Linked DNA regions of Homo sapiens: region 1 is linked to region 2. A link is an interaction called in ENCODE POLR2A ChIA-PET data of the cell type or tissue named here. Cell type or tissue: PC-3. All regions are shown on one strand. Each heading gives the region's core, and the rest is flanking DNA. Links, peaks and the distances in the headings are about the cores only.

Evidence for each region. Peaks named below come from ENCODE experiments on the same cell type or tissue, not always from the same donor. Only the 100,000 strongest peaks of a DNase experiment are listed, where the experiment ranks them.
Region 1: POLR2A ChIA-PET joins it to region 2 with 14 read pairs; 3 of 35 experiments call an interaction of 5 or more read pairs at or near these places.

Annotation. Positions count from the first base shown.
Region 1 is chr12:13,047,787-13,063,405 of GRCh38, forward strand. It overlaps FAM234B (family with sequence similarity 234 member B), which reads left to right. Exons shown (of 13, transcript NM_020853.2): 2 at 7,765-8,160; 3 at 10,665-10,763; 4 at 13,789-13,977; 5 at 15,059-15,189. Among named protein-coding and RNA genes, the nearest start is that of FAM234B, 11 kb to the left of the region's middle. In PC-3, for the core only: no CTCF peak of the experiment used is centred there; no DNase peak of the experiment used is centred there.
Region 2 is chr12:13,188,584-13,204,202 of GRCh38, forward strand. EMP1 (epithelial membrane protein 1) reads left to right here and starts at 8,143. Exons shown (of 5, transcript NM_001423.3): 1 at 8,143-8,289. RefSeq lists an enhancer at 10,183-10,683. In PC-3, for the core only: no CTCF peak of the experiment used is centred there; DNase peaks (open chromatin) are centred at 6,858 and 8,078; H3K4me3 peaks cover 3,997 bases; H3K27ac peaks cover 4,618 bases.

The DNA of each region.
Region 1 (15,619 bases), core at 824-8,823, 140 kb before region 2:
AAGCTGGATTTGACGCCTGGCTCCTCAGCCTGAGTAGGACTTAAGGCAAGTTGGTGGACTTCTTTTAAGGCAAGTTGGTGGACTTCTTTTAAGGCAAGTTGGTGGACGTCTTTTACTTCACGCTCTCTTATTGTCTTTCTGTAAATAGATAGAAAAAATATTATTAAAGACTTCTCTAATCAAAACTTGCAGTCTGTAATCCTTAAGCGGAGGTTTGTTTTTGCAGTATCTGAAAAAAAAATTAGTATAAAAGTATTTATTCCTCTCAAAAGGCTGGCCAAGAACTGGCCCCTAGTCTTCTGTGATGTAAAGAAAGCATAGGAATATGATAACTCAGAGCGCTTGTGTGCTTGTCTTTATATTTCGGTGATGTCATGGCTGGGTCAGAATGCTTGGACATCAAATTGCATGTTCTTTCTCTGAGGACTTTTTAGATATTGCTCCGCTATCTTTTAATAGTGTATGTTACTATGGAGAAATCTTTGCCTGATTTTTGTTCCTGTCATTAGTGACTTGATTCTTTTTCCTTTGGCCTGGCTGCTTATAGGATTCCTTCTTTGTCCTTGAAGTCCTGTGCCTTTACTAGGATATATTTCAGTATTGATTCTTCTGAATCAGTTTTTCTTGGGACTCTGTGTACTCATTATTCTGCAGTTTTAGGTCTTTATTGTAGGAAGTTTTTTTTGGCAACTCTTTAAAATACTGCTTTTGGTTCTTTTCTGTTTTCTGTTATCCTCTTTTCTGTTATCCTCTTTTCTGTTATCCTCTTCGGTCATGCATATATTGGCTCACCTTTGTTGTCAGTATCTATCACGTTGTTTCTAGTCTTTTTAAAGCCTTGATTTTTTTTCCACGGGATCATATGTAGCCCGTACAGACTTTGAAGCCAGACTGGTTTTGAATTGTTACCTATCACTTGCTGTTTATCTGTGGGCCAATGTATTAGTCTGTTTTCACACTGCTGATAAAGACATACTTGAGACGAGGCAATTTATAAAAGAAAGAGGTTTAATGGTCTTACAGTTCTGTGTGCCTAGGGAGGCCTCACAATCATGGTGGAAGGTAAAAGGCACATCTTACATGGTGGCGGCAAGAGAGAATGAGAACCAAGCGAAACAGGGTTCCCCTTGTAAAACCATCAGATCTCGTGAGACTTATTCACTACCATGAGAACAGTACGGAAGAAACTGCCCCCATGATTCAGTTATCTCCCACTGGGTCCCTCCCACAACACATGGGAATTATGGAAGTACAATTCAAGTTGAGATTTGGGTGGGGACACAGAGCCAAACCACATCCGCTAATTACTTAAACTTCCAAGCCTCAGCTTCCTCATCTTGAAAGTGAAGACAGTAATGTGTCTACCTCACATAGTTGTTATGAAGATTTACTGAGATAAGAATTTTTTTTTGAGACAAAGTCTTGTTCTGTCGCCCAGGCTGGAGTGCAGTGGCATGGTCTCGACTCACTCTAACCTCCGCCTCCCAGGTTCAAGCAATTTTAATGCCTCAGCCTCCTGAGTAGCTGGGGTTACAGGCGCCTGCCACCACACGTGGCAAATTTTTGTATTTTCAGTAGAGACGGGGTCTCGCCACGTTGGCCGGGCTGGTCTTGAAGTCCTGACCTCAAGTGATCTGCTCGCCTTGGCCTCCCAAAGTGCTGGGATTACAGGCGTGAGCCAGCACCCCTGGTCTGAGATAAGACATTAAAAGGGCTTGGAAGAGTGTAGGATAAGTGTTCAGAACTGCCAGCTGTAGTTATTTCCATTACATTTTGCTTGATTTTCACTAGTCTATTCTTTTTATGTCTCTGACTCTGTTTTCAGCAATATCTGTTCCTTTAGCTGATTCCAATAAGGATTTCTTTTCTAAAACTGGTTTGTTATTTTTTCCATTGTTTTCCTGAGTGCTTATTTCAGAGAAGACGATTTTCCTAAATTTCTCAGACTCCATGGGGAAGTATATGTTCATTATTTCTTCCATCTTGTGGTGTGATTTGTCCAGCATTTGTTTTTCAGCTAATTGTTTGTTATGTTTCGTTGTTACTTCTTTCTTGAATATTTGTAGAGCTTTGTGGTATCTTGTGGAATGAGTACTAAACATGGCTCCTTTCTGATTATTACTTATATTTAAATGGGGCGGTTGTTTGACAGCCTGGCTATTGCCAAAGGGGTGATCTAGGGCCGTTGGAAGCAAGAATGTAATCCAGGCCTGTTAAGTCAGCTGGCTCCCCACCAGCACTCTTCCTGTGTGGATGTCTCTATCCTGGCTAGGAGGAGGCTTTGCACAGGACTGTAGGCTGCTGGTTTGGCATTTCCTTCATTGACTTTGTTTTGCCAGTTATCAATTTATTGCATCTGAACTCCAAATTCACCTTTGTTGACTGATTTGTGAAAGTGGGTCTGAGCCCTTTTAAATATCAAGTTTGTCCTGCCTTGGATATTGTCTCTCAGTCCTAGGGGACCTTTTAGAGTTCTCTTCTCATCTTTATGTTTACTCTCCTGTCATTGCTTAGTAATTTTTTTTATGTTAAACTTGTCCTCTTTGAACTATTGTTTGGCTTCTGTATCCTGACTGGGCCCAGTCAGAGTGATTATGCCCAGTTACTTTTCTAACCTGCCGTCCTGACAGTGTGCTTTTTGTGAAGATGTCAGCTTGTACTTTTCCTCATTCGGTCCTACTTGGATTTGATTCTGTGGTGTTGAATGGGGCTCATTGGTGCTTCTGTGACCCCAGACTTTGTCTTTCCAAGCAAGCAATTACTGGTTTGGCTATATTTGTGGAACAAGGGAGGTAGTATAACTTGTTGGTTAGAACAACAAATGGACTCTGCAGTCAGATGCCTGGGTTTGAATCCTGGCTTTTCTTTTGGCTAGTTGTGTGATCTTAGTCATTTTACCTCTTTAATTTTATTTTTCTTGTTGATAAAATGGGGGATAATAATAATAATAATAATATCTACCATATAAGATTGATGTGAGGATTAAATGAATTAACACATGCAAAATGCTTGGATCAGTGCCTGGGACAGTAGGCACTCAATACACTTCCAGTTGTCATCATCGTCATCATCTTATTGTTGTCATGATTATTAATTCTGTGAACTCTGCTCATTGCTGAAGATCTGCAATATATGTGCAATATATATCTGCAAGATGTATTTGCCTACTCTTACTGAGCTTTCTCAATTGAGTACAAGTTTCAGTGCATTTAGTTCATAAATTGTGGTTTGGGAATGTGGCTGTTTCCTATTTTGTGTTCTATTTTTATTTTTCTGTATTTGTTTTCCTGGTTTTAGGGAAGACAGTGTGACAGAAATGCCCACTTTTGCCATCATTAACTAGAAGCATGTAATCTTGCTAAACAGACCAATCTGACAGCAGCTTTTTTCTCAAAGAATGCTTCAAATTGTTTTTATAAATTTCTTACAGATTTTATAAATTCCTGTAGCATATGCTTCTCTTCCTCCCTGCCTGTGATAGTACATAGCATGATAAAAATGAATTTCCTTTAAACTGTTTTGCTGGGAAGTGTTTTATTAATGATTTCACTTTGACAAAGGTGCTGTTTTTAGCCTGATATGTTTGTTGCAAGGTGGAGACTGACTAGCAAGATTGAATTTGATGTCGATGCTAAATTTTTCACTTGGTGCTAAAAATCCAATTGCACAATTATAGGGTGGCTTAAGCATGTGTTCAAAATGCTTGGAAGTTTTAATTGAATCAGTAGGTGATGTGAATGCCAAGAAAGCTCTCAAGATCTTACGTTATAGAAATTGAATTGTTGTTTGCTATCTGGAGTAGGTAGGAAATAGCTCTGCCCTCCCTTTCTCTGGTCAGACTGTACCTGGGATTGTATCTAGTTCCAAGAACCATATTTTAAAAAGCACAGACATATCACATTGTGTCCAGAGGAGAATGACCAGGATGTTGAGGACACCTGAAACAATGCTTCTTTAAGTAATGGGTTGAAAGAGGTGGAGGTGTTTAAGTTGGAGCTGAGAAGAGTGGGGGAGGGCACTGGGAGATACAATACTAGCACCAGTGATGGTAATGATAATAATAGAAGCTAAAATTTATTGTGTGGCTATAAGCCAGGCACTAAGAAGCAGACATATATTATCTTATTTGATTCTCATCACAATCATATGAGCTAAAAAGAATAATTATTCCATTTCATAAATAGGGAAATTGATGCTCAATAAAGTTAAGAAATTTGAGATTACATAGTTCATAAGAGATATAGCCAGGATTTGGCTTGATGTTTGATTGTGAAGACTTGAGCTCTTAAATACCATATCATATGTCTCTTATGATTGATACCTTTGAGTGTTTGAAGGACTTACATGTGAGAGAGGGATCCCAGAAATTAAAACTAGGACAGATAATTGGCAACTTCCCAGAAAAAAATTCTTGAATCAGTGTAAAGAATTGGTTTCTAGATTGGAGGCCAGTGGATTCCCTAATACAGGTTACATTCAGGTGTTTGCTAAGTAACTGGTTGATAGGTCTTTGTAAGTAGCTAGTTGTAAGTTTGGGATAGGGGTGGGGATAGATTATGTGATCTTTAAGGTCTCTTGCTGTGCTTTCTCAAGTAACTCTAGAGTTGAGAACTCTGTGTGCTTTCCTGTTTTTCAGATATATATATATATATTTAAACATTTTAAATTGTCAAAAAATACATACACCATAAAATTTACCATCTTAACTATGTTAAGTATACAGTTCAGTATTAACTGTATATGCACCCAATCTCTAGTACTTTTTCATCTTGCAAAACTGAAACTCTATACTTACTCAGTAACAACTTTTCCTTCTACCTCCAGACCTAGGCAACAACCATTCTACTTTCTGTTTCTGTGAGTGTGACTACTCTAGATAACTCACATAAGTGGAATTACACAGTATTGCCTTTTTGTGTGTGGCTCATTTCATTTAGCGTAATGTCCTCAAGGTTCATCCATTTTGTAGCAAGTGTCAGAAGTTCCTTCCTTTTTAGAGCTGAATAATATTCCATGGTACGTACATATCACATTTTGTTTATCATGTCAGGTGTATTTTAGCTAAAAAACAAAACAAGAACAAACAATCACTTTAAAAAGCATTAGAGTTAATATTATTCTAACAACCCATGGCTCTGTATGCAAATTATTATGTGTAGAGTTATCTGGGATGGTTAGGGAATGGTGTGCCCTAATTAACCAAATAATTTGGTTCATGGAGTAGAAATACAAATTGTAGGAGATTATCTGGAACCTGTACTGACCCCATGGCATATTCTGAAAGTACTATTTTGAATTAAGTTTCTAATAATTGATTTATTTTCTTGTAATTTGTGCCCTTAAAAATCAAGTCTAATATTTATTGGGCAAAATGTATAGTTTTGAAAATAAAAATAAATAGAAATAATTTCTAGTTATTAGGATGACAGATTATTCAGTATTTTCTTTGGATTTTTTTTGAAAGTACTTAATGTTATAATTCTGTGGAATGTTCATTTTAAAAAATCTAAAATTTATTGATTTTTTTAATGTACCAAATACTAACTTTAAACATCAAAGGTTTTACTTCCAACATCTGGTATTGGGGGAACCAGCCCCCAATATTTCAACGTAGGTTCTTTCTATTTTCCTTAAGTGTTGGCCGGTCTGAGAAATAAAGAGAAAGAGTACAAAGAGAGGAATTTTATAGCTGGGCCTCTGGGGGTAACATCACATATCGGTAGGTCCGTGATGTCCCCTGAGCCACAAAACCAGCAAGTTTTTATTAGGGATTTTAAAAGGGGAGGGGGTGTAGGAACAGGGAGTAGGTCACAAAGATCACGTGCTTCAAAGGGCAATAAAGATCACAAGGCAAAGGCAAAGTTAGAATTACTGATGAGGGTCTGTGTCCTGCTGTGCACGTATTGTCTTGATAAACATCTTAACAGAAAACAGGGTTGGAGAGCAGAGAACCGGTCTGACCAAAATTTACCAGGCTGGAATTTCCCAATCCTAGTAAGCCTGAGGGTACCTGCAGGAGACCAGGGCATATTTCAGTCCTTATCTCAACCACATAAGACAGACACTCCCAGAGCGACCATTTGTAGACCTCCCCCCAGGAATGCATTCCTTCCCCAGGGTATTCCTTGCTGGGAAAATAATTCAGTGATATCTTCCCTACTTGCACATCCGTTTATAGGCTCTCTGCAAGAAGAAAAATATGGCTCTATTCTACCCGACCCCGCAGGCAGTCAGACCTTATGGTTATCTTCCCTTGTTCCCTGAAAATCGCTGTTATTCTGTTCTTTTTCAAGGTGCACTGATTTCATATTGTTCAAACACACGTTTTACAATCAATTTGTACAATAGTGGTCCTGAGGTGACGTACATTCTCAGCTTATGAAGATAACAGGATTAAGAGATTAAAGTAAAGACAGGCATAAGAAATTATAAGAGTATTAATAGGGAAGTGATAAATGTCCATGAAATCTTACAATTTGTGGTTAGAGATTGCAGTAAAGACAGGCATAAGAAATTATAAAAGTATTAATTTTGGGAACTGATAAGTGTCCATGAAATCTTCACAATTTATGTTCTTCTGCCGTGGTTCCAGCTGGTCCCTCCATTTGGGGTCCTTGCCTTCCCGCAACAATCTGGTCTCCATATAGTGTTTTATTCTTTCATTTTATTAATTGAACAAACTGAGATATAATGTATGAAATGACATCACCAAGGCCATAGTGACCCAGAGGTAGACACTAGCATTAATAATTATTCTTTTCCCCTTTTTAATTAGCTGGGTTTTGTGGTCTTTTTTATATTTCTTCTGAACAAAAGATTTAATGATAGAGTTTACATTAGTGATAGATTACTGCATAAAGTCTCCCCAAAAGAAACATTTTCTTGGTTGTTACTTGGTGGTAACATGAAATAAAGGCATAAAATCATTCAGTCATTGGCAGTGAGGCCAAGGGGTGGGTGGCTTGGGAGGAGGTGTACCTAGGCTCTTCTGTAATTTCTCTCTCAGCTATCCCAAATCAACACTGCAAGCTAAGTAAAAACAAAGTGCTTGCCATGCAAAGCACCTTCAAGACAAGTCCCCTACCTCTGTGTACTGGCTAGATCACCACCCCTCCCAGAATACTTGCTCAGAAGAGCAGTTTTTGGGGTAAACACTGTTTACTAAAAGATAGACTGAAAGGGCATTCAAATCACAGGATGGTTCTTAGAAGTGAGATTTCAATACATCTTCAGATGAACATTCAGTGTTCAACTTTCTAAGTTGTTTCCATAGAAACAGTTGGGAAGCCACAGATATTGGGCTGTGAGAAGCAGCGTATGGAGAAGAATTGTTCTAAAAGTTTACCAGGAAAGATTAGGATGTCACAGATCTAAGAAGATCTGAGGCAATATGCACATTAGGCACATGGAGAGTTGATGTGGAGCCATGATCTTTTTCTTGAGTGAGATTCAAACACATTAAGAGAGCTTTCTTTTTAAACTAAAGGCATTTTAAATTTGCTAACTTCTGCCTCCTTTTCCATTGTCTTAAACTCATGCAGGCAGTGATCCTGGAGCACTGTGCTTTTGTTTTTCCTTCCATTCCTAACCCCTGCTTCACTGGCTTCTGTTTTACAGATAGCCACCAAGGTTCAAACTTGATGTAAACCTGGATTTTTTTGTTTTAGTTTTCCGTGTTCTTCTGGGTATTTACAGTTGCCATATATTTGGTGAGGGTGTCTTCTCCCCAGTTCCCCTTGACTCTCTGTTTTTCTGTATTTTCAGGGAAGAAGAGCCCAGACCTAGGGGAGTATGATCCACTTACCCAGGCTGACAGTGATGAGAGCGAAGACGATCTGGTGCTTAACCTGCAGAAGAATGGAGGGGTCAAAAATGGGAAGAGTCCTTTGGGAGAAGCGCCAGAACCCGACTCAGATGCTGAGGTTGCAGAGGCTGCAAAGCCACATCTTTCAGAAGTCACCACGGAGGGCTACCCCTCAGAACCCCTTGGGGGCCTGGAACAGAAGGCGGCCTCCTCCCTGGTGTCATATGTGCGCACGTCTGTCTTCCTGCTGACTTTGGGGATCTCGATGATCCTGGTGCTCCTGTGTGCTTTCCTGATCCCCTGTCCTCCCAGAGATCTGCACAGCACCTGGAGCCGCCACTTGGGCTCCCAGGGAGGTGAGCTGCAGAATCTTCAGCCCTAATCCTGTGAAACTTCATGCTATGTCTGATTACATTTAAATTTTCCTCCAAATCTTAAAACTTAATATGTGTCATGCGGCATTCCCCACCCTGCCGTCCCCACTGTGTGGAGGTGGCAAGGAGATTAAGATTTGAAAGAAAACAAACACCTCCAAAAACCTGGGAATCATTGCTCTGTTGTGTCTGTTGGCATTGGTCTTTATTAGATCCAGAGAGGACAGGGCTGGTTTGCTGGATTCCTGCTGTGGAGCCAGCACTGTATCAGGGGAATGCAAAGCTGTAGGAAGGGCTATTTACAGAGAAAAGCAAGGTTCAAGGCCTGGTTGCACCAGGGATAGAGCTCTTGCAGAACCCTTTGACATTCTTTGATGATAGAGGTCTGATCTAATTTAAATTATAAAATAATTTCATTTCCTGTAAAAGATAGTTGCTATCTTTTCTTTCTTGCTCCTCATGGTTAGGGCGGTGCTGTCTGAGTAATTCCAGCTATTCTGTCTCCTTTTTGGAGTAGGCTTCTTTAAAACCTCTTGCTCTGGAATGGGACTTACATCTCACCTGTGTTGAGTAGTCCTGTCTCTTGTGAACTGGATTAAGCTATCCTCAGACCCCTGGCATCCTCTTGATCTAGAAATGTTTATCTCTGCCACTTCTCTGATCCCAGTTGAATTAGCTTCTGATGAGTTCTGTGTTCTCATCTTTAGTTTCTCTGAAGGCAAGTTTCATTTACATATATTTATATACAGTTTAAAGGTAACAAATTGTTGGTGTGTCTACCACCCAGCTTTAGAAATAGAACATCATTGAGACCTTCACAATCTCTTGTGTGTCCCTCCTGACCACATCCTCCTCTGCCCAGCAAAGGCCTCTGCTATCCTGAATTTTGTGTTGATTATTCCTTTTTCTGTAAAGTTTTACCATGTCAATATGTACCCCTAAACTGTATATTCATTACTTTTGCTGGTTTTTAAATTTTACATGAATTTAATCATGCAGTCTTCTGTGAACTGCTTTTTTTTTTTTTTTTTGCGACAGAGTCTTGCTCTGTCACCCAGGCTGGGGTGCAGTGGCATGATCTCGGCTTACTGCAGGCTTCACCTCCCGCGTTCAGGTGATTTTTGTGCCTTAGCCTCCCGTGTAGCTGGGATTGCAGGAGCTCGCCACCATGCCTGGCTAATTTTTGTATTTTCAGTAGAGACGGGGTTTTGCCATTTTGGCCAGGCTGATCTTGAACTCCTGACCTCAGGTGATCCACCCACCTCGGCCTCCCAAAGTGCTGGGATTATAGTTGTGAGCCACTGCACCCAGCCTGTGACCTGCTTCTTTGTGCCACTTAATTTTTTGAAAACAATTTATTGAGATTCATCTATATTGATGCATTATACCTGGAGTTTATTCATTTTCACTACTGTCTGATTTTTCCATGGTATGAATATCTCATGATTTATCCATTTTTCTGTTGATGAACCTTTAAGTAATGCTTCCAGTCTTTTTTTTTTTAAATAAATAAATGATGCTGCTAAGAACATTTTTGTATATGTTTCCTATTGCAGTGTATAAGAATTTATCTAAGGCATAAACCTAGGAGTAAAATTGCTGGATCATACCATAGGGTGTGTGCATGTTCATTATTAGCAGTTTATGTTAAATTATTTTCCAACATGGTTGTACCGATTTACATTTCCACTAGCAATGTGTGAATTCTCTCCAAATTTGGTGGGCATCCTCTGAGTCCACACTTTTGGGTGGTGGGGGGATGGAAGTCCAGACTCCTCACTAGGCCTCTGCTGACACCACCCCCGTGGAGAGGAGGGAGAGGGCTGCCTTGTTGATGCTAGTTGGGGTGGAACTCCTTTGGTCCTGCTAGATGAGGATGACAGTCCTTGCCCCCACCTGGCTTTCTCTGACATGACCCTGATGGTGGTGGTGGTGGTGGGGTACCTTGTTACATCCAGGAGAGGGTGGGAGCCAGGCTCCACATTCAGCCTTTGCTATATGAGTGGGTGGAGCTGGGCTGATAATTTTATCTGTTTGGTTGGAGTAGAGCAGTTATTATCTACAACTTTCCTGTCTTGCTGGACTGCACCTTTCCTGGGCTTTTGGCTAGGGAAGGCAGCCTTTTCTGGGGCTTTTTTTGTCTGTATCTGTGGTGTTTCTGGGTTGCTGGCTTTTCCAGCACCCTATCTGGGTATTATGAGGCCAAAAGAAAACCCAGGGGACTCATCACCTTGTCATTCCTTGGGTCTTGCAGTCCCTAGCTGGTCTGCTTCCTTCTCTCTGCCTTTTAGAGTTGTCTTATGTTTGTTTTATGTACAGTGTCCAGGGCTTTTCCATGCACTTAGCAGGGGGAGTAGGGAGAGGTGTGTCTACTATACCTAGTCGAGGAACTGGAGTCTGCCTGGTGTTTATAGAGCTACTGGCAACAGAGAACTGGTTTGTGGTAACTTGCTCAGGACCTTTTTGGTTTTTTATGTGTATAACAGGTGGGGACCTGTCTCCATTGGAATTGGCTGATGTGAATGGAGATGGCCTGCGTGATGTGCTTCTCTCCTTTGTGATGTCAAGGAACGGGAGTGCAGTAGGTAAGAGACGTGTTTTTTTCAAGGCTGCTACAGGGGCACTGTCAGCTAGGAGAAAACATCAGAGCTGTGTCCCAAGTGGTACTGCAGAGAAGGATCTGCAGTGAACAGAAAGTTACCATGGTTCTGGCATACATGAAAACCCTCATCAGAAAGCTTCCACATATAAATAAAGCTCAGTCTAAGAAATCGGAGGGAGTTAGAGCTGGAAGGAATTTTTAGTGGTGACCAGGCCAGTGAAGAAACTGTGATGCAGAGAGGAAGTGACTTGTCCACACACTTTGCAACGAACAGTGTTAGTCCTCGGGTTCCTTGGGTTTTCTCCTGGTTTTCCATTGCCTCTTAGATTATAGTGAACATTGACTTTATGCTACCCTCCTATCCCTGGAAGAAAACTTTTGTTCATAGACTTATACATCTTTACACAAATACCTCTTGGCCGGGTGTTTTCCTTTCCCCCTTCAGTTTACACTTGTAGACCTGCTGTCCATCCTGCTCTCTGCATGGGGAAGCTGAGCTGTATGGATGGTATCAACAGGCTTCCTTGCCTGCTGGTCTCCTTTCAATGGGGAGCACAGCTCAGGAATGGGAGGGGAGTAAGAGTGTGAGGGGAGGTATTCACTCCCCTGGCTCCCTCCCCGCCGGGGTCACTGCAGAATGGCTGCTACAGCCTTGACCCTGGGTCACAGCTCGTTTCAAGGTGGCCCTCCTATAGGACTTTCCTTTTCTGGATTCCAGTAATTGCGTCCTCTCCTTGTGTCTTTGTTGGGGAGCCTAACAGTTCTGAGGGTCTGCACTATCACTTGTGGTGTTTCTACATGCTGGCCACATCTTTGTGAATAGTCTCCTTAAGAAACCGTCCACAACTTACCCTCATTTAGGGTGCTGTTTCTGGGATCCCAGCTTTTACACATGTCAGCTGTAGAAAAAGAAAAAATGCGTTCTGATTTCAGCCTAAGTACACAAGGCTTTTGGTTGATCCTGCAGCCTCCACTACAGTGGAGTCAAACTGCAGCCTGTGAGCTGATGCAGGGACCTAGTTTGATGCTGAGGATGCCCTAGTGACTGCTTTTAAGTCGTCTAGGCCTTGGAATACATGTCTAGGTGTGTTTTAGAGAATTCTAAACCACATCTCTTACATTAGTAGGAGTGGCTTTCTGAGGCCCACATGAGATGTGGAAGCAATCTGGGTGGAGATCTGCTGTAGAGAGCATCTCCAGCCTAGGAGTAGATTTCCGTGCAATCAAAACTTGATTACACTTTTCCTGCCCGTGACTTCTGAAGTAAAAATCTTCCCCATCTACTTAGATTTAGAGATGTTTTTAGTCATTTGGTATCTTACGTAGTTTGCTTCATACCAAGACTCATAATGGCAAGGCCATGGGTTTGGACACAATATGGACCAGGCTGATTTGGCCACAGACTGTACAAATAAGGATATAGCGAACATATGGTGCTTTCTATGTGTTAATACACCATTGTCAGCACATAACGTATGAAGGAATTTATCCTTCCACACAGTCCTGTGAAGTAGACCCATTATTATCCCCCTTTTGCACATGAGGAAGGTGAGACGTTGTGAGGTTAAAGAACTTGCCCAGTCCTACTGCTGGTAAATGATAGAGCTGGGGATTCGGATCCAAGGAGTCTGGCTCTGGAGTTCATGTCCTTGACCCTCATGCCAAGCTGCTGTGCCCATAACCCACAAAGCTTTGTGCTACTGGACACAGAGGGATTGAGTTTTTTGTCTATTCACTTGTTCCTTCATTCAGCAACTGTGTGTTGATACTAACTGTGCGGCAGCCACTCTGCACCTTCTCTAGAGTTCTGATGGTTACACACAGACTGCCGAACAAGAGGAGCCTGGCTTTGGCCTCGAGAAGTCATAGTCTAGCAGGAAGGGGTAATCCATCACCATCTGGGAAAAGACGAGTCAGAGCATTGTAGGATGGAGTAGGGTCCTCCAGTAGGAAGAACCACACAGGATAGGGATCCTAGCACCTTTGAGAAGCCTGGAAGTTACCATATACCACCTCTGTTTGTCATATATATCTTCTGGCAACAGGGTCTGAAACAGCCAGCCATTGTTTGTCACTTGTTTTTAGGTTGTATATTCAATTAGTCGTGCTGAGGAATAGGTAGAAGGAAGCTCTAAAAGTTTTGTTTCCTTATCCATATTAGTTGTTGCTGAAAGTGGGAACTGTATGAAATGAGTCACGTGTCCCTATCCTGAGAGTGAATGTGAAACTGACAAGGGAGAAAGTTCTGAGTCTGATGTAGTAATTAAGTGACATAAAGGCTTATTTACTAAGGATCATGGCTACTCTAATCCCTTACCAGCTGTACTTGGATCTAGGTATTAGGTCTTCCCAAATATTTTTTCCTGACTGGGACCAAATCAATTGATTCCAGAGAACTCTAGACTAGCAAGACCCACTCATCATTGCTATATGTAATCTTCAAGTTTATTTTTTCAAAAAAGAAAATATTTTTCTGCTCTCAGGAAGCATTTATTAGTGATGATTAGAATTCAGGTATTTTGCTCCCCGCGCTGCACACGTTCTGGATCAGTCTCATGTTTCCGAGCATATCTTTTCCTCCTGGTTTTTTGTTCTTAACTACTTTTTCGCATTCTTGATTTTGCTCCTGTCTCTTATTAGGCAAACAGTCGGTTGCTGTAGGTACAGAGATTAGTGAGACAGTCTTTCTCCTTAAGGATATCACCATTTAGTTGGGGCCGAGGTGGCAGACATGTAAAGAGTAGTGTTGGGAAAGGTGCAGAAGTGGAGATGCATTCGACAGTGTAGAGGAGGCCACAGCTCTTGTCTTACATGAGAAGCGTGTTCAGCAAAGATGACAGGCACTCTGTGTTCACATCTTGCTGCCAGAAGTGTGAGAGGGAGCTGAATACACAAGTGTGGTTGCTGCCTTACCACCATCCACTTGCAGTTTTCTGGCCTCTTGTTCATCTCTGCCTCTTATCTCCTTTGCCTGCTTTCCTTTTTTTATCTCTCTTGTGTGCTTTTAGGTGTCTCAAGACCAGCTGCTAATCTTGTATGCCTTTCGGGGATGAATGGCAGCACACTGTGGTCTAGTCTTCTCCCTGAGGAGGCTCGAGATATCACATGTTTGGAGCTGATGCCAGGAAGCTTGGCTGAAACCATCTGCCTTGTGACAGGGACACACAAGATGCTCAGCGCATTCAATGCAACGTCAGGTAAATACCATTTACCACAAAAGAACTTTGCTCCTACGAGCCATACTTTTGGATTAGAATAATCTGTTGGGTAGGGGACCTTTTGACTCTCACGTGGTGGAGTATCTGATTTACTGATCTGGAATATGGTTATTAAGAGAAATGAGAGAAAAGGTTTGGGCAGATTGAGTAAACAGATCCATGGTTCAACCTGTTTGGTGATAGGATGGGGCTGGAACTGAATTACCCAAACAGAAACTACCCTGAGGCCTTTGGTGTGTAAATAGTCTCCCAACTCTGTTCTTTGTACAAAAGACGACTGAACTTTAATTCTTCATATTTGGTATACATGGGGGCCATGTGTAAATTTGGCATTAACTACTTAAAAAAATACGTCAGTGAAGAAATAAAGGTTTGTTGAGGCTTGTTGACTGGCCTTTTAGCTTCTTACTGCATTCAGACATACATGACAAAAGGGAATGAAAAAGAATAACATGTCCTGAAGGCTCTTATAGAATCCTAAGTATATGGCCCATAGGCTTAGTACTGCTGGGCCGTGTGCTCACGTGGAGCGGAATAAATAACATCCTTCCCAGGTTTAGAGGTTGGAGTTTGGTCGCGGGGTGCTTCTGAGTGAAAAAAACTGGGATTTGAGTTAACTGTAGAACTGAAGCCATCTGGAAAACTTCCTATGATGCTGTGGTGCTTACTTATGTGACCGTGTGGGGGAAGGAAGCAGAGTGGTCTGGTCGGCTGCCCCTGGGGGTTCCTTAATAGTTGTTATAATCTCTAACAGACAGTTCCCTCACCCCAGGCAAGTGAGCCCTTCTTTGTTGGAAAGGATTTAGCACCTCCATTTTATCTAAAAAAATCTAGGTGAGAAATCATTGCATGGATTTGTTTGCCAGATACTTTAGGATTCGGATCACACTGCCTGCTTCCTCCTCCTCAGTAAGACAAAAACGAAAGGCAATAAGTAGGTAGGAGTTGCTGTCTGTTGTTCAGCCCCTTGCGTCTTTCTTTTCTGGCCTGGGAACATGGCATCTGCCTTTTCCAAAGGCAAGAAGTTGTCATAGTGACCAGCCTATGTGTCCTTCCTCAGGGAAAGCCATTTGGACTTTAAACCCAAACTACTTGTCCAACGGTACCTTGGCTGCCCCAGTTGTGGTACTGCCAGACTTGGATGAAGACGGTGTTCGAGACCTTGTGGTTCTGGCCATTGGGGAATTGCAGGTATGATCTCTATTAAATGTTTTTTGTTTCTTATAGGGACTGCTTCTATTTTAGTTGTCTCAGCTCCTAGTGTTACATTATAAATGCTGCTTGAAATGTTCTTTTTACAAGGGTTTAGGTTTAAGTAAATTCTCTTTGTGAGGTTAAGTGAATACTTGACCATTATGAACCCATTTTCTCTGGCAGCCTCATGGCTCCATGGACTGGGGTGTAGTGGAGCTTTAGAGTTAGTTAGGTCTGTATGCGAATTCCACCTCTACCACTTTATATCTTTGAGGCCTTGGGCAAGCCGTGGAGCCTGTCCAAGCTCTGGTTTCTTCATATGTAAAAAAGGCATGTTATATCTACTTACATCATTGTTATGAAAATTACAGCTAACATATTTAAAGTGCCTAGAGTAGTGCCTAATTTTTGCTGTGTATATGTATTT
Region 2 (15,619 bases), core at 3,949-11,948:
CAGGGGTCATTTGGGCTGGGTGAGTGCCCTGCTCAAACAACAGGGGTGCAGAGACCTCTCGGAGTCATAAGCTGCTCTGTGAAGGTCTAGGAAGCTCTGGCTCGGATTGCTACCAACAGCAGTAGTTAAAAAAAAAACCAATCCTCATATCTGCAATTTCTTCATCTATTTGTACCATCCTTGATCTATGGCAGACACTTCATAGCTTCCAGGAGCCACGAAAAGGCAAGCATTGTAAAGGAAAGAGAAAAGTTAACAGCAAACAAAGAGTTAAAAACTCTAAGAAACTTAGATGCTGTTCTTTAATAGATCTGTGGCTTCGATCAAGCAAGTAGGCTTCCCTGAGCCTTGATTTTACCTGCCCAGTAAGATTTTTTTAAAAGGTTGGAATAGGAGCAGTGTGTGTGCATAAGATGCTATGCAAGTAGAAGTTGTTTTTTGCTGCTGTTGTGATTATTATTTTTACTTTTAGCAGGCTTCCCTCCTAAAGCCTACATTAATCTGGACCTGGATCTTTGGGGCTACTCCAAGGGTTGTCCCTCTGTGGCCAAGGACAGTCCAACAGCCATTACCCAGTGAGCGACCCCCTGTCCTGCCCATCAATCAGCCAGCACTGGGCTGAGGAATCTGTGCAGCTGTGGCCTTGCCACCAGCTAGGAGGGACCTTGCACTTTCTTGCTTCTGCACCAAGGCTGGAAATTCCTTGGCAGGGGCTCCACCAGCATAGACTTGCCTGTTTCACTGCACCCAGGGTGCTGAAGGAACCCCACCATACCAGGATATAGGGAACTATAAGCTCATTAGGGACAATTCACTAGCATACCTCCTGCTGCCCTGCAGAGCTCTGTGTGGGCTCCAGCCTGTGGAACTGACTAGAGTCACATGCTGAGCTGTGGGAATTGAGGCATAAAGTGAGGTTCAAATGATGCCAGGAGTCTGAAATTTTGGGAAATGAATGTGCTGGAACTGAAAATGCTAATGGAGTAGTCTGGGGAGATTTAGCCAGAACTAAGGGATCTTTAAAAGATCAGATTCCTGGCAACAACTCAGCCCTATGTCTTTAAAGTTAGGCAGCCTCCTTTGGCTTCATGTTCTCAGATGAAAGATCAGAAGGACAGCAATATGAACTGTCAATCATTGCTCATGACATAAAAAGAGAAGGAAAGAGGCCAGAGAGAGCTGGTTGGCATCCATTAACACAGGCTTCGCCTAAGTTTTTAGATTTGGGAAAGTGACCATATAATATTAATACTAGAGGGGACCCTCAAGATCATGAGAAATGACCCCATGGAAGAAACTGAGACCTGGAGTGCTTAAGTAAGCTTTCTAAGATTGCACACCATTGAGTGATATGATCAGTGCTGTACACCAGTCCAATGGATGGGAAACAGAATAGTTAATAAGGCGGCAAATATGTCATTACATGTACAGATATGTTACGTACAGGAGTTCCACCATGGTATTGTTTATCATAGCAAACAATTGAAGCAGCATAAATATCTATTATCCACTAATAAAGAATTGCTTAAATGCCTTATGGTATATGCACTCAGTGGAATACTACATAGTCATTACGAATAATGATGTCGATCTACATTTATTGACATGGGGTGCTGAGGGGCTTAGCTAGAGGGACACATAAATTTTGGTATGTAATAATAATGGATGTCAATGCAGCATGCACATCGTTTTGGGTAAAATTTCATATGCGTATATGAATACATATATATGAAAGAATGTTTATAATAATTACCCAAGATGTGCGGTTTTGGATAATTTTAACTTTTTTATTTACACTTCCATGCATTGTTGGAATTTTGTTTGAAGATAATATATTATTTTTTATAATCAGAAATCGAACAGTAAAAGGACTTCCTCTTTTTTTGGTCATGGAACTCCATGTGCAGTTTCAGAGCTTCCCAGGATGGTGGGAGTGAATTTCCACACCCAGTTGGTTTATAGTTGCTTTCCTCAATAATAGGCAAGTGCTGCCCAGCACACAATCCAGGGGATGGCCATTCAGAGAGCATGGTACCTTGGATCTTCCAATGAAAGTTGCTGGTGCAGGAAGTAGATTAAGATGTCCCCAGAACTTCAAGATAAAGTCTCTTTTGAAGAGTAAAAGTTGGAATGAATGGAATGGTTGCTTTGAGCTTCTGTGGAGGTGACTACCTTTAAAATAGTCACAAATGGGTGGCAGGAGAGATTTAGGAACCCCCTACCTCTAATTAAGATGACCGGGTATAGTCACAGGCAAGCATGACTAGAGTGGAATTATAGCTGGAAAGGTGAGACTGAATCAATTGCATTGGCTAGCGCTGTAATTTGGCTGAGGACATAGTATGTTAACCAAAGAGGGCTGATCAGCAACATGTCCCGAAAAGAGAGCTTTGTGTGTTCGTCAGAGTTTATCTAGCTTTGTGTGTTCGTCAGAGTTTATCTAGCTTTGTCCAAGGAAGAATAGCTGTAAATCCTGTGGCCATGGACTCTGCCAGGTTAAGAGCATTGAAGTTCCTCCCTACACATCATCCTACAAGAAGAGGCTGGACCTGGCATCTGTGTTTGGAATGGCAAAGGCCAACTTTTGTGCATGTGCATGTCTCAAAGGGTGGAAAGAGGTCTCGTTTCATCCTGTAATATTTTTTTAAAAATTGACCAATTATCCTAAAATTTAACCAGGATGCATATTCCGTTTTCCAGTGAGGCTGAATAATCAAGTCACTCTACTTAGTACTTGTTTATTTGTTTGTTTCCACCAAGAACCAATTTGTGTCTTTGAAAGTGCTAACTTGGTCTCAAAGATTACTCTGGCTCATCTCTGGGTCTCGTGTGTTTTGTGGACCACACAGTCTCATGGGGAATGTGCTTTAGGATTCTTAGGCTGGACCACTTGGCTTTGTGCCCCTTCCATGGCAGTTTTTCTCAGGCAAATTTAAAGACATGTACTAACTACTTTCCCCACAGCTATGGTGGCTTAGCTAGATGGGTGCTCTGACCATGCGGCATCTGAGTTTGAGGAACCGAGATCCCATTACTCGGTTATTTGACACTTCATTGATTGAATGTACTACATTTTAATTGAATGCCTACTATGTAGCCAGCATCTGCTTACTGGACCTGCTGCTCACTGTATGCAAAGGAAGGGCTAATCACTCTTTATTTCTTATGAATATTCAGTTCTTTACCTGAAATGGTCCATTAAGCAGTAAGAACAATGCACTCAGTAACAGGAGAGCTAAGGTACAAAAGAAAAACATTTATTCAGTATACCTTTAATATCTGTCTTCTAGTATTACAGCTGGCATTGGCTGGAGAAAGGATCTCTTCATTTTTCATTTTGGCTACAATTGCTTCTTACTTATTTTCTTGTTATTCTTCTCCCGCCATAAAGCTGTATCCACACTGGAAATGGCTCAGCTCCCTTTGTCAGCGATTTGGATCAGTCACGCATATCCCAACTGCCTGAAAAAACTGGGTTCAGCAATTAGTATCAATCTGGTAACTGTCTAATGTGGCAAGGGTGGCTCATTTCTCCTGCAAGTTTAGATGTCATTGTTGACATCACCACTTCTCCTCTCTAGCCACATGCCACTTTCCTCTCTGTTCCACCAAAAGTGTCAGGCCATGGCCCATATTCTAGAAAGGCTCTTGGTATTTCATCAGTGTTCTCTTTCCTAAGCAGTTTAAGGACCAGCTAGCTAAGAGACCAGAAAGTGGGGTACTAGGAGGATTTTAGAGACTTCTCATTTTGTGAAACTATATTAAAATTACATCTTACTGAGAGGAATTTAAGAAAGTAAGCAATACACGCCTGTAATCCCAGCACTTTGGGAGGCCAAGGCGGGTGGATCACCTGAGGTTGGGAGTTTGAGACCAGCCTGACCAACATGGAGAAACACCATCTCTACTAAAAATACAGAATTAGCCGGGCGTTGTGGTGCATGCCTGTAATCCCAGCTACGCGGGAGGTTGAGGCAGGAGAATCGCTTGAATCTAGGAGGCAGAGGTTGTGGTGAGCTGAAGTCGCACCATTGCACTCCAGCCTGGGCAACAAGGGCAAAACTCCATCACAAAAAAAAAAAAAAAAAAAAGAAAGAAAGAAAGAAAAAGAAAAAGAAAAAGAAAGAAAGCAATAACAGCCAGAAGAAAATGGGCTGGGTGTGGTGGCTCACACCTGTAATCCCAGCACTTTGGGAGACTGAGTTGGGCAGATTATCTGAGCCCAGCTACTCTGGTGGTTGAGGTGGGAGAATTGCTGGAACCTGGGAGGCAGAGGCTTCAGTGAGCCAGGATTGTGCCACTGCATACCATCCTGGGAGACAGAACGAGACTCTGTCTCAAAAACAAAGCAAAACAAAAAATTAGCCAGGTGTGGTGGCACACGCCTGTAGTGCTAGCTACTCAGGAGGCTGAAGTGGGAGGACCGCTTGGGTCCAGGAGGCGGAGATTGCAATAAGTCGAGCTTGCACCACGGCACTCCAGCCTGGGTGACAAAGCGAGACCCCGTCTCAAAAAAACAAACAAAAACAAACAAAAAACCCAAAAAACAACAAAAACACCCCCAAAAACCATAAAGAAAGCCAGAAGAAAGCCTGAGAGAGAAATAGAGAGAGGAGAGTTGGAGAAAGAAAGAAAGGAAAGGGAAGGAATACAACATTTCTGGTAAATTCTCAAATTTCAAAGAGGAGTTGTGAGGAACAAACATTCCTTTGACTTGGGAAGATACTGTGTAACTTTTTCCCCCATTCTATTTACCTTCCAAGCAGTGTGTGCTAATATTAATATTGACATCCCTGTTCATATAATAGCTTTGGGGAACATGTTGCATAGTTTGGGATTCTTTTCGGTTAACTGAGTTTGAACAAAAACAAGTTCAAGCTATTATTAGTTTTCTTTTCTGTGGGCTGTAGGGGCCAGACCTGCCTTAGTAGACTTCTTGTATCAGTCATTAAAAGCCTTCGTTTCATGCATTCATTAAAATGTTTACGCCGGTTCAAACTTGAAAATCTGCCCCAAATGGCAACGTGCCAGAAGTTGATTCTTGTTGCTTCCGAAAAAGGGGAAAATATCCCTTTGCTGGAGTAACATTTGCACTGGGTGAGAGAGACATTCCCTCCCAAGAATATATGGCTTTATTGAGTGAGGTCAAATGAAACTTTGTCCGGTTCTTTGCCCATGCAGAAAATGAATGTGTCTAATTTACCTTCCAAATGGGGGAAATGGGAGCAGAAAGGCAGCTTACTCGACATTGTTTGGAAAGACCATATAAACGCCAGGGGAGCTGTATCTCCAGCCCCATGTGGTTTTAGGCCCTGAACCGTTTACTGTCTGTAGTCTCAAAATTGTCTGCTCATAGCCAAAGGAACACTCAGGCTTAACGAGTTAATCACATCCAGAGGCACAAAAAGCTAGAACTTCAGCCAGAACAGATCCAATTGCTTTCCCAGACTGGATAACTTTGTTTTATAAAATAAGCTCAGTGATATTTCAAGGGTTAATTATAAGTCTTTAGAAATCCTGGACTTGCATTCATCTTTTAAAAATATTTACACAACTTGGCTTTCTATGGCACCACTCTGTGTGTGCATGTGTGCATGTGTGTGTGCGTGCATGTGTTTTTGCATGTGTGCATGGGTGTGTTTTCACAGCTCAATGCATTTAATATTTTCTCTCCAAACCTAGACATCTCCAAAAGCACACAGGAAGGTGAGATTTATCAGACCCATTTGGAAGGTGATGCTGTCTACTCACTTTAAGGTGAAATGGAGGCAGGCAGATGCCTCGCTCACAGCCACTGCCAGGTAGTAGGCGTGGAAACTGGGCCTCCTGCTTTCTGGGTCCTGTTTTGAAGCCCGTCCCTGAGCCCAGCGTCTCTCTTTGTGAAATCCATGGAAATCCAGATAGACTGAAGGATTCCTCTACTCAAGTACTTTAAGAAAAGTTCCTGATTTTTCCCCTTGTTAAGCCCGAGAAGGAGGTGGGAGGGAGAATGCCTCCCCTCTGCTATTCCTTGGCTCCAGGTTTCTCTTTAAGAAATGCAATCAGACCACATACTCCTCAGCATCTGAGAACACTTCCTCTGGAGTCCAGTTCTCCTTTCCAGGCAGCTGAGGGAAGAGAGACTTTAAAACTGGCAGAGGGCATCAGGGGTGAAAGGCAACCCTGAGAGTAGGAAAAGGCCAGGGAGACAGGCCGATTCCAGCAGGGGAGACTGGCCCATCTGGAGCGCCAGCACATGCCTGGGGATTTCCTGGCCTCACCTGCAGACACCCTCCCCTCCCTGAGGGTTGGGATGCTCAGAGATCACAGGGACTCTCAACCCACTGCTGGGAGTGGCCCCTCTCAGACAGGCATTTTTATTATCAAATGAGCAATGAGAGAGGGGAGAGGTGAGGAACTCTATGAGAAACATGCAGTCTTTTATCACGTCATCAGTTTTCAGTGAGAAAATCCAGACCTTCTTACTTTTACAGAGATAGAATTCAGTTCTCAGGGACTTGTGAAGATGCAGCATCATCAAATCATTGTGTGTGTGTGTGTGTGTGTGTGTTGTGTTTTCCTTATCATCCACCTTAGAAAATATTCTCCACATTCCCATGTTAAAATATTTTTTCCTAAAATCCATCCATCCACATGCCAACATCCTAAAGACAGTAATATAGGTTCATTGCAGAGGATTTGGAAAATACAGAATTGTGACCAGAACAAACTAAACTGCATCCATAATTTTATCATCGAATTTGATCAACATTTTGGTGAATAGCCACCAGTCTGTTTTCTATCTTTTTAGGGAATATAAGTTCCAAGAGGCAGGGATGTCATTCACTTCTGTGACTCAGTGCTCTGAATCAGGCCCAGTGAAGACTGACGTGCAGCCTGTATTGGCAGAATGAATGAATAAATACTACACACGCATATTTTGAATTGAAATAAGTTGTCAGGGTGCAGCAGAGAATAACAGAAATAGAATTGCTTGGATGTGCTGACCTAGATCCAAGCTGCTACTGGTAACGTACTGTATCTCCTTGAATAAGTCACTTCACCTCTCTGGGCCTGAGCTGCTTCTTCAGTAAAATAATCCTTGTAGCTAAGATTTGTTGAGCGCTCACTATGCACACTGCCATGAGCCCCTATATGTGTATTTCTCATCATAGCTCTATGAGTTACATACCTGCCATCTCCATTTTATGCATGAGAAAATAGGCATGGAGAAGTTAAGTGGTTTGCCTAAAGTCACACAGCAAATTTGTGGAGAGCTGGGCTTGAACTCAGGCATCTGGGCTTTTACTCTCTCCAGTGGAATGCCTGGGCTGTGGGATGAGATGACTTCACAGGCCTCTCCCAGCTCCAGAGTTGAGAGAGAGAGAGGAGTGGTGCAGGGAGGTAGTAGGGATGATTATGCTACTGGCCAAGTTCAAGAAAGTCAATTGTAGAACAAGGTCCAGCTGATTATTACAGAGAGCAAAGTTCTTAACTAGAGGACTTCCTCCTGGAATGTGGAGAGTCCACACGGGCACTAGCAGAGCATAATGAAAGACCAGGAATTCTCTGCTGTTCAATCAGTGCTCCATCACTCAGAGGCAGGGCTGCAAGAGCTCCTAGTGTGTCCCCTTCGCCTTCAGGGCCTCCCTGTACAGCCACCCACAGGACAGTGCACCAGGGTCAGGCAGGGAAGTAAATAAAAAAAGGAATCTGATAATTCCTGACAGTGAGCAGCAGCTGATGCTTTTAATGGGGGAGGAAGACTGGGAATCTCGCTTGATGATGACCTAGGACTTCAGTCAGCAGGACACTGGCCCCTTTCCTCCCCCTCCCAGGCTGAAACCTTGTGTTTTGCCTTATGTCCATGGTAACCAAGTCTCCTTTTTGGTGAGGAGGAATGGGCTTCAGTAAACAGATCTATTTGTGTGATCCTGTTACTCATTTGAAGCAATGTCCCTCCTTTTTTCCACTGTGGTCTGTGTGTCTGAGTCAGAGAGAGCCTACAACAGGGTTCTTTGAATTGATGGCTCACTCCCAGCCACTCTTGACTGACTGCCAGCTTAGCAGGGCGTAGCTTACCAACAAATCTTTTTTTTTTTTTTAAAGCCAGACTGATTCATAGAAACTCCTTTAAAACACGGTGAAAAGAAACCGCCCATTACACACCCCAGTACACCAGCAGAGGAAACTTATAACCTCGGGAGGCAGGTCCTTCCCCTCAGTGCGGTCACATACTTCCAGAAGAGCGGACCAGGGCTGCTGCCAGCACCTGCCACTCAGAGCGCCTCTGTCGCTGGGACCCTTCAGGTAGGACAGCTCCCAACGCTGTGGGGACTCTCAGCAAAACTTCTCCTTCCTTTCCACGGCTCTGCTTCTTCTGACCTCATCTTAGTTTTGCTTTTTCTTTTCTTCCTTCGCTATTTTTCTATGATCCTCTAAGAACCAAGTCCTTGAAACTTTTGGCTCAAAGTGGATACAGAGACAACTTTTTCTAGAAAGTTCAGAAAAGTGTATTTTGAGGACGGAGTCTGGGGAAATCAATGGGATGGGGCTAAAATCGTGCCTGGCAGTGACCGGGTTCTTGTTCTAGGATGTGGAGGGAGCAGGGACTTTGAAACAAACTGGGATAGGATCCTGTTTATGGAGGAAACACCACACACCTTGGAAATGACATCGGGAACTGGCCAGATGTTTTTCACCTCCTCCGTTTTGATTCCGATTGCTTCAGGACTTGAACTGTTACTCTGCTCGCTGGTTGTTGGTTGGGATTTTTTGGGTGGTGGTGGATAGATAACTGGTTTTCAGTTTATTTTTGACATTGCTTTTCCTGCCTGTTTGCTTCCCTATTCACTTCTGTTTAAATTTAAGTATTTTTTTTCTCCTCACAGGATGGGAAGAGGGGGATTGGTTTGTTTAAAGAAAACTGTTGGCCGGGCACGGTGGCTCATGCCTGTAATCCTAGCACTTTGGGAGGCTGAGGCGGGCGGATCACCTGAGGTCAGGAGTTCAAGACAAGCCTGGCCAACATGGTGAAACCCTGTCTCTACTAAAATACAAAAAGTAGCCAGGCATGATGGCAGGTGCCTGTAATTCTAGCTACTTGGTAGGCTGAGACGGGAGAATTGCTTGAATCCGGGAGATGGTGGTTGCAGTGAACTGAGATTGCGCCACTACACTCCAGCCTGGGCAGCTGAGTGAGACTCTGTCTCAAAAAGGAAAAAAAAGAAAAAGAAAAAAAATGAAAAAAGAAAACTGTTAGAGAGAGAAAGAGAGGGAGGCAAATGGTGTTTTAAATGAAACGTGGGAGGGGTTCACTTGGTCGAAGCAGGAGCTGATGAGGATTCCAGATGCCTTCTCTTGGCCAGATGTGGAGGGCGGGGGAGGCAAAAGGGAAGCTGGGTTTGGAGAAGAGGGTGGGGCAGGAGAACTTCATCTGTGCCTGTTAAAAATTGTTGAGTGGCTTTGTGCTTTCACCCCAGAAAGAGCTGCCTTTCAGTGCTGAGTGAAAAGATGGCATACCAGAAACGATAAAAGAACTTTTAAAAGAAAGTGGATGTGGAATTTCTTTGCATGGAAGGCAGTGATTGTTTTGAAATGCTTATCTTTTCTCTTGTTCCCGAAATGTGATTGTATAAATGCAAACACTCATGCTAATCATGAAATCTGGAGGAATGAAGAAGGGTGCTTTTTCTTTTTTTTCTTTTTTTCTTTTTTTCGGTTAGCATTTTGGGTGAGTGTCTACCGAGGTGTGGCCCATTTCAACATAGACACTGGTATATTTTTTCCCCAAGTAAACAAGATGAGAATGACAGGATTCAGCTTGTCTGACAAAGTTAGGCTTTTCCTTTAGAAAGGCAGTACGTTGGGAGAGAAGTTACATGTAATCAACCCTGTGTTGAGCAGGCAATGCTCCTTGTAAAACTGCCCCAAGGGGGACGATTGAGTAGGCATCAGGGCAACTTTTCAAGATGAAGGGAACTCCTACATTTGCTTCACATGTTTATTATTTCCACATTACATGGATGTGGATTAGCCATTATTAAATCAATAGTGTTAATATCCTGTGAAAATTATACAAATCTTTTAGTTCTGTGCAGGTTAAAACTAATAACCAGTCAACACACGGAAAGCCCTGACAATGTTGGGAGTGTAAACCATCATGAACTGCATTATTTGTGGCAAGGTTTCACATGATACTGTAGGTTTATAAAGGAGAAAATATGCTACATGTTACTTCCTGGAGTTTGAAGACAATTTAGAAAAATACCGTTCTGATTCCTGCTCTCTGCTCTTCCTCCAAGAAGTAGTGAAAGAGTCCCTTAGCTGTGAGAGTTTTTCTGGATTTCAGCTTTGACAATCCCGAAATGTGAGGGTTATTTTTCCCCCCCACTCTGCCCGCTGCCTCCCACCCTCAGGGGCAGATCCAATTCCACCCAGACTCCGAAGAATGGGGCGGGGGCGGGGGCTGCAGGACATCCTGTCTGGCGCCCTGGTCAGAGGGCCCCCCACATTTACATTGTTTGTGGGTACTAAACTGTCTTGGGAGTTGGCAAAAGGCCATCAAGAACCAACTTGGAGCAAATCACATCCTTAGAATCTGGCTATCTCCCAGGACTGCTGGGCAGACCGCTGGGGAAAGGAAAGAGATCCCTTCTGTGGAGAGTGGAAAGGACTCACTGTGCCTTCCTCAGCCCTTCCTGCTTCCTCCAGAGACCAGATTAGGCCCATCAAGTTCCCAGCCTTGTCAGTGGGCTTCATGGAGACCCCTCACCCGGGAATGTAGACCCTCTTGGCTTGCTCTGGGTGGCTCTAGGGATTTCAGGTAGTGCCAGACCCACAGGGACTACTGGAGAGAGACACGTTGAAGACCGGGGAAAACTTGTGGATGAGGCAAGACTGCTTTTCTGTAGACTCTATGGAGCCTGGTGGGGCACATAACTGAAACGTGGACACAGGAAAGGGCAGGAGGCAAGTCAGTTCCATTTCATCCTTCATTTCGTTCACAGAATTCTAAATTTGGGAGGGATCTTGGATCTCATTCATTCTCCTACTGTATGCAGAAATCTAATTTTTACACCATCTTGAACAGATGGCCATCCTACAGATCTTAAAATTTCCAGATGCGGGGAGCTCAGAACCTCAGTGTGTACCTCCACACTCATTCCCCTTAGCAGGCCAACTCTAATTTTATTAAAGTTCCTTAAATCAAGCAAAATCAACTTCCTTATAACTTCCTGATTCTGCTGGCCTGAAACAACTCAGAAAATATCTATTCTGGTTTTGTTGTTGCTCCACCCAATGATTCTCATCCTCTAAACACTTAACGCCTATTTAATATTTAATGAATACAACTTGATGGATCTACATTGCATTATCTTTTCTTCTTCTTCTTCTTCTTCTTTTTTTTTTTTTTTTTGCCTAAGGCTCAGAAGGGCAGGGAGCATTTTTGAAGTTTGGAATTATGTACATAGTCAATCATACTCACGGGGTTTTTGATTTGGAGGTATTTAATTTTCTAAATGCATGAATATGGTTCCTTCTTTAACCTCCCACATGTATGTACATAGCTGCCTAACACAAAAGCTCAGGCCTATTTGGGACTCTCAGATGTACATACTCGGAGGGACACACCCAGTGTTGCTACCTACTAGGTCATGGTTAGATCAATCCAATACCAGGACACAGGCTTCTAGCTAGGCCTTTTGGGGATTGTCCCATAATTTGGTCCATAGTTCATGTAGCCCACACCTATACATTGTCACCACCCATCATAGTAATTACGGGAACAGGCTGCCCATCAAATGTAGCCTCCTTGTAATTGCTGGCCAGCAATCTGGGTATCAGCCCCTTGAGAAGAGCTCCTAACCCTTAACCAGCGTAGAACGGGAATTTTCTCACCATAAGCTTCCCTTTTCTAATACTCTTCCCAGATCCGCCCAGGTGATCTTGAATTTCTGGACTGCACTTGCTATTCAGTAATCAAGGAAGCCCAAATATGGTTCCAGTTAGGGGTTTACTTGAATCTTCAGCACCCAGCCCCGACATACACACGTCCTGAGACTGCTCTTTGCAACAATTCAGTCCCTGGTGTCCTGCCTGGGTAAAACCATTTCCTTCAATTTACCTGGGAGATTCACTGATACTAAAGCAGAAAGATGAAAGCACAAACACCTGTGGTGATTGCTGCTTCTCTCTTCCTTTTTAACAAAATGTTTGGGTCAAGGTTTTCTTTTGTGTTGTGGAGATGGCATTTCCCTGGAACTGCAATGGAATCCTCTGCTGTTGGTGCGCTTGGACTTACGTGGCTGTGACAGTTTTTCTATTTGCTGAGCCTGTTTCATGAATTGTTTCTTCAAACCGGGTAGTTAAACTAGAGAGCCCTTTCAGCACAGGTTGAAAGCGTGGCAAGAATCCTGGAGCAGATGTAAGACAGCTGACTAGGAAGACAGAGGGGCAGTGGTGTTATCTTGACGCTGCCATGTAACCACAGGCGAGACACTTGTCTTCTTGCTTTCGGAAGTTGAACTTGGTGGTTCTTTCAGACCCCTTATGGCTCTGAGATTCTAAGATTCACCCAGGCGTGGTAATCCCAGCTACTTGGGAGACTGAGGTGGGAGGATCACTTGAACCTAGGAGTTTGAGACCAGTCTGGGCAACATAGTGAGACCCTGTCTCTAAAAGAAGAATTTTAAAAAGCAGGGTGTGGTAGTGCATGCCTGTAGTCCCAGCTACTTGGGAAGCTGAGGCAGGAGGATTGATTGAGCCCCAGGGCTTTGAGGCTGTAGTCAGCTATGATTGTACCATTGCACTCCAGCCTGAGCAATGAAACAACACCCTGTCTCAAAAAAAACAAAAACAAAACAAACCAACAAACAAAAACACCAAAAAAACGAAAAACAAAAAAATTAAGATCCTACCATTTCTATTTTGAGATATCCCTTGCGCTGATGCTAGCAGCTGGCTTAATCTGTAAAAATTGATAGAAAAGTGAAATAGGGCAACGTGTGGCATTGAAAAGGGCATTTTGCAGAGGATTCTCGTCTCCTGGGTGCCTTGAGGACCCACGGAGCCTCCTCTGCCCCATCCACTCACAGATTCTTTAGGTATGGTGTTCCCCGGACTTACCCTCAGCCATGAGCATTCACTCGGCACTAGGAATAAAAGAAAGAGGTTTGAGTAATTAAACGTAAAGGGTGCCAGCTCAGATGAGGAGGGCAGGCTGAGTCTGTGAAGACATTGACAACAGCAAAGCATTCACCAGGAACAGAATCAGGCTCAGGGAGAAACTGAGCTGGCTCTGGGAAAGAAACTCCACCCTCTTCTTGAGGAGGGAGACCCTGCAGCATGAAGGTGTGGTGTACAGGTGTGGACAGGAGCAAATGAGGAACAGTTTGAGAGGAGGAAGAGGAAGGTGCAACTAGGACAGGAGGGAGGGAGGGAGGGCAAGTGGGATGCTGTTTCCCAGGCCTGTGTGTTGAGGGAGGAGGCAGGCAGAAAGACCTAGAAGCAGGAGAAAAAGCTAAGTGGATAGAGAAAGACAGAAAGGGGGCAAAAGAGCAAGGGAGAAGTGATGAGGATGTTTCCCCTTCCATCCTTCCACTCTTGTTTGGGGACCACCCACCCTCAATGTTTCAAGGCAGTCCTTCGGTCAAAATTCGATTCTTTGTCCCCTGTGAAGAATCTTTTGTCGCATTGGCTACTTCTTGTTTTTTCAGGATGGTTGACACCTCTTTGGTATCATTTTAGTTTCCACTACATGTGCCCACCAGGCTGGAACCTCTTCAATGTTTCTCCTCTTCCAGGTCAGATCAGAGCTGAGAGCAAAACGGGGTTCTTGATCCTTAGACTTCTCATTTCAAAGAATCAAAGACCCTTCCCCAGGACGCTGGAGAAGGGGAGTTGGACAGAGGTTTGCAACCCTGAAACAACTAGTTTGGGGCAAGGCAGTGTGTTCACATTGATCTCAGAGAAAGCTCTGAAGCTGAGACCTGGAGCTTCCCTTTATTGAAAGATAGTCTCCATGTCTGGGTGGGGTGGGGACTCCTGTGCTGAGGGTTAGAAGGTTGCTCGGAGTTTGCAGGGGGATATTGTTCGGGTCTGTTTTGGCCAGGCAGGCTGGCTCTGCTGGGTGGGACTTCTCAGCAAAACGACAGGGAGAAGCAGTGGCCTCGGAAGACCCTGTGTTTTTATAATTGGCACAGTTTTAAGGGGTATATGCTGACTCTCTGATTAACTCAGAGAGGGTAGGAGGAAAAGAGAGAACAGTAGATCTGGTAGAAGTTCTAGAACTTCCACCAAACCCTAAGCCAAGAGACAGGAGAGAAAAAATCATGCCAGGTGGAAGAGCCCTGCCTGGAAGGTGCGAAATGGCTTCAGTTCTGATTCAATTCCATTTCTCCTTTGGGGACGTGCATTTCCTTCTTATCAAGGGGTTGGACTGAATGACCTCAATGCCTCTCAACCTCTAAAGAACGAATTGAAATGAAGCCCTGAGCCCACCTGATGGGTCTGGGGTGTCTCTAGGCGAGGGGCCTCCCCTCCCAGCTTGCCGCCTTCCAGGAGGCTGCAGCTTTGCTGGTTGAAGCATGTTGCCGCCATCTACTGTTGGTCCCACCCAAGCGCCGCTGGGGCCGGGCCACACCTAGGTTTTCTTCCCAAACCCCTAGTTATTATCTTGGCAACCTCTCCCTTGAAGACATTCTGGCTGCCAGAACACTCGTTTGTCAAAAGCAGAAGGCAACTCACGCTTCCGTCCTCGCCCAGGGAACATCGCCTGATCCCTTGACCAGCTGCAGTCTGGGGGAGTAGGCTGGGCCCCAACTTCACAGCCCAGGTCTGGCCTCAGTCTTTGCAGATGTTGCCCAGATCCACCCCTCCCCTGGACACGAAGGAGGACAAGCGGAAATAAGAGAGAGAGGTTATTCTTCTTGGGAGCATTTGCAAAAACAATATTCATGCCACTTGTTTGCCTTTAGCATAATTGTTGGCCCTCAGGCTCTGCCAGAGAAGCATAAAGCCCATTTCCCCGGCCCGAGCCTCTCATTTTACACAGAGGAAGAGACCAACCAACCAGGAACTGTGTGGCCCCCACTCTGTGCCTGGCACAGGCCTTCAGCCCTCATGCTAATCCTGTGAGGTCTACAGGTCACAGTTCAGACATGGTGGAGCCAGGATTGGAGCTGAGAATCCCTGCTCTGTGCTACTTTGAACTCTGTGCCTGTAGGAGCCACTGACCAGAGAGGTTATGTGATTTTTCTAAAGTCAGAAGTTGGTCAGGGGCAGATTTATTATAAGAATCTGGTTCTCCAATAGGTTCTCTCTCTCTCATACAGTGTGCTTGCCCCACTCCCAACCCACACCTTGGCTCCTCACCCCTGACTATGTGAGACTCTGTGCTAGTCTACACAGCACCAGACCAACACGACTTGCTGTATAATAACCCCCATTTATAATAGCCTGCATTTGGAAGATGAAAAAAATAATTGTTTTCCCTGCAGCATGTAGGTCCCTGTTACTTTTGCTGCTTGATTGACGATGTTTCTCCTGGTTGTAAAAACTGCCCTGTATTTTCCAACATCAAGTCCTACCTGAGGTTCCTTCCTTCCACACCAAACATGAGCTATGCAGAGGCCGGAGG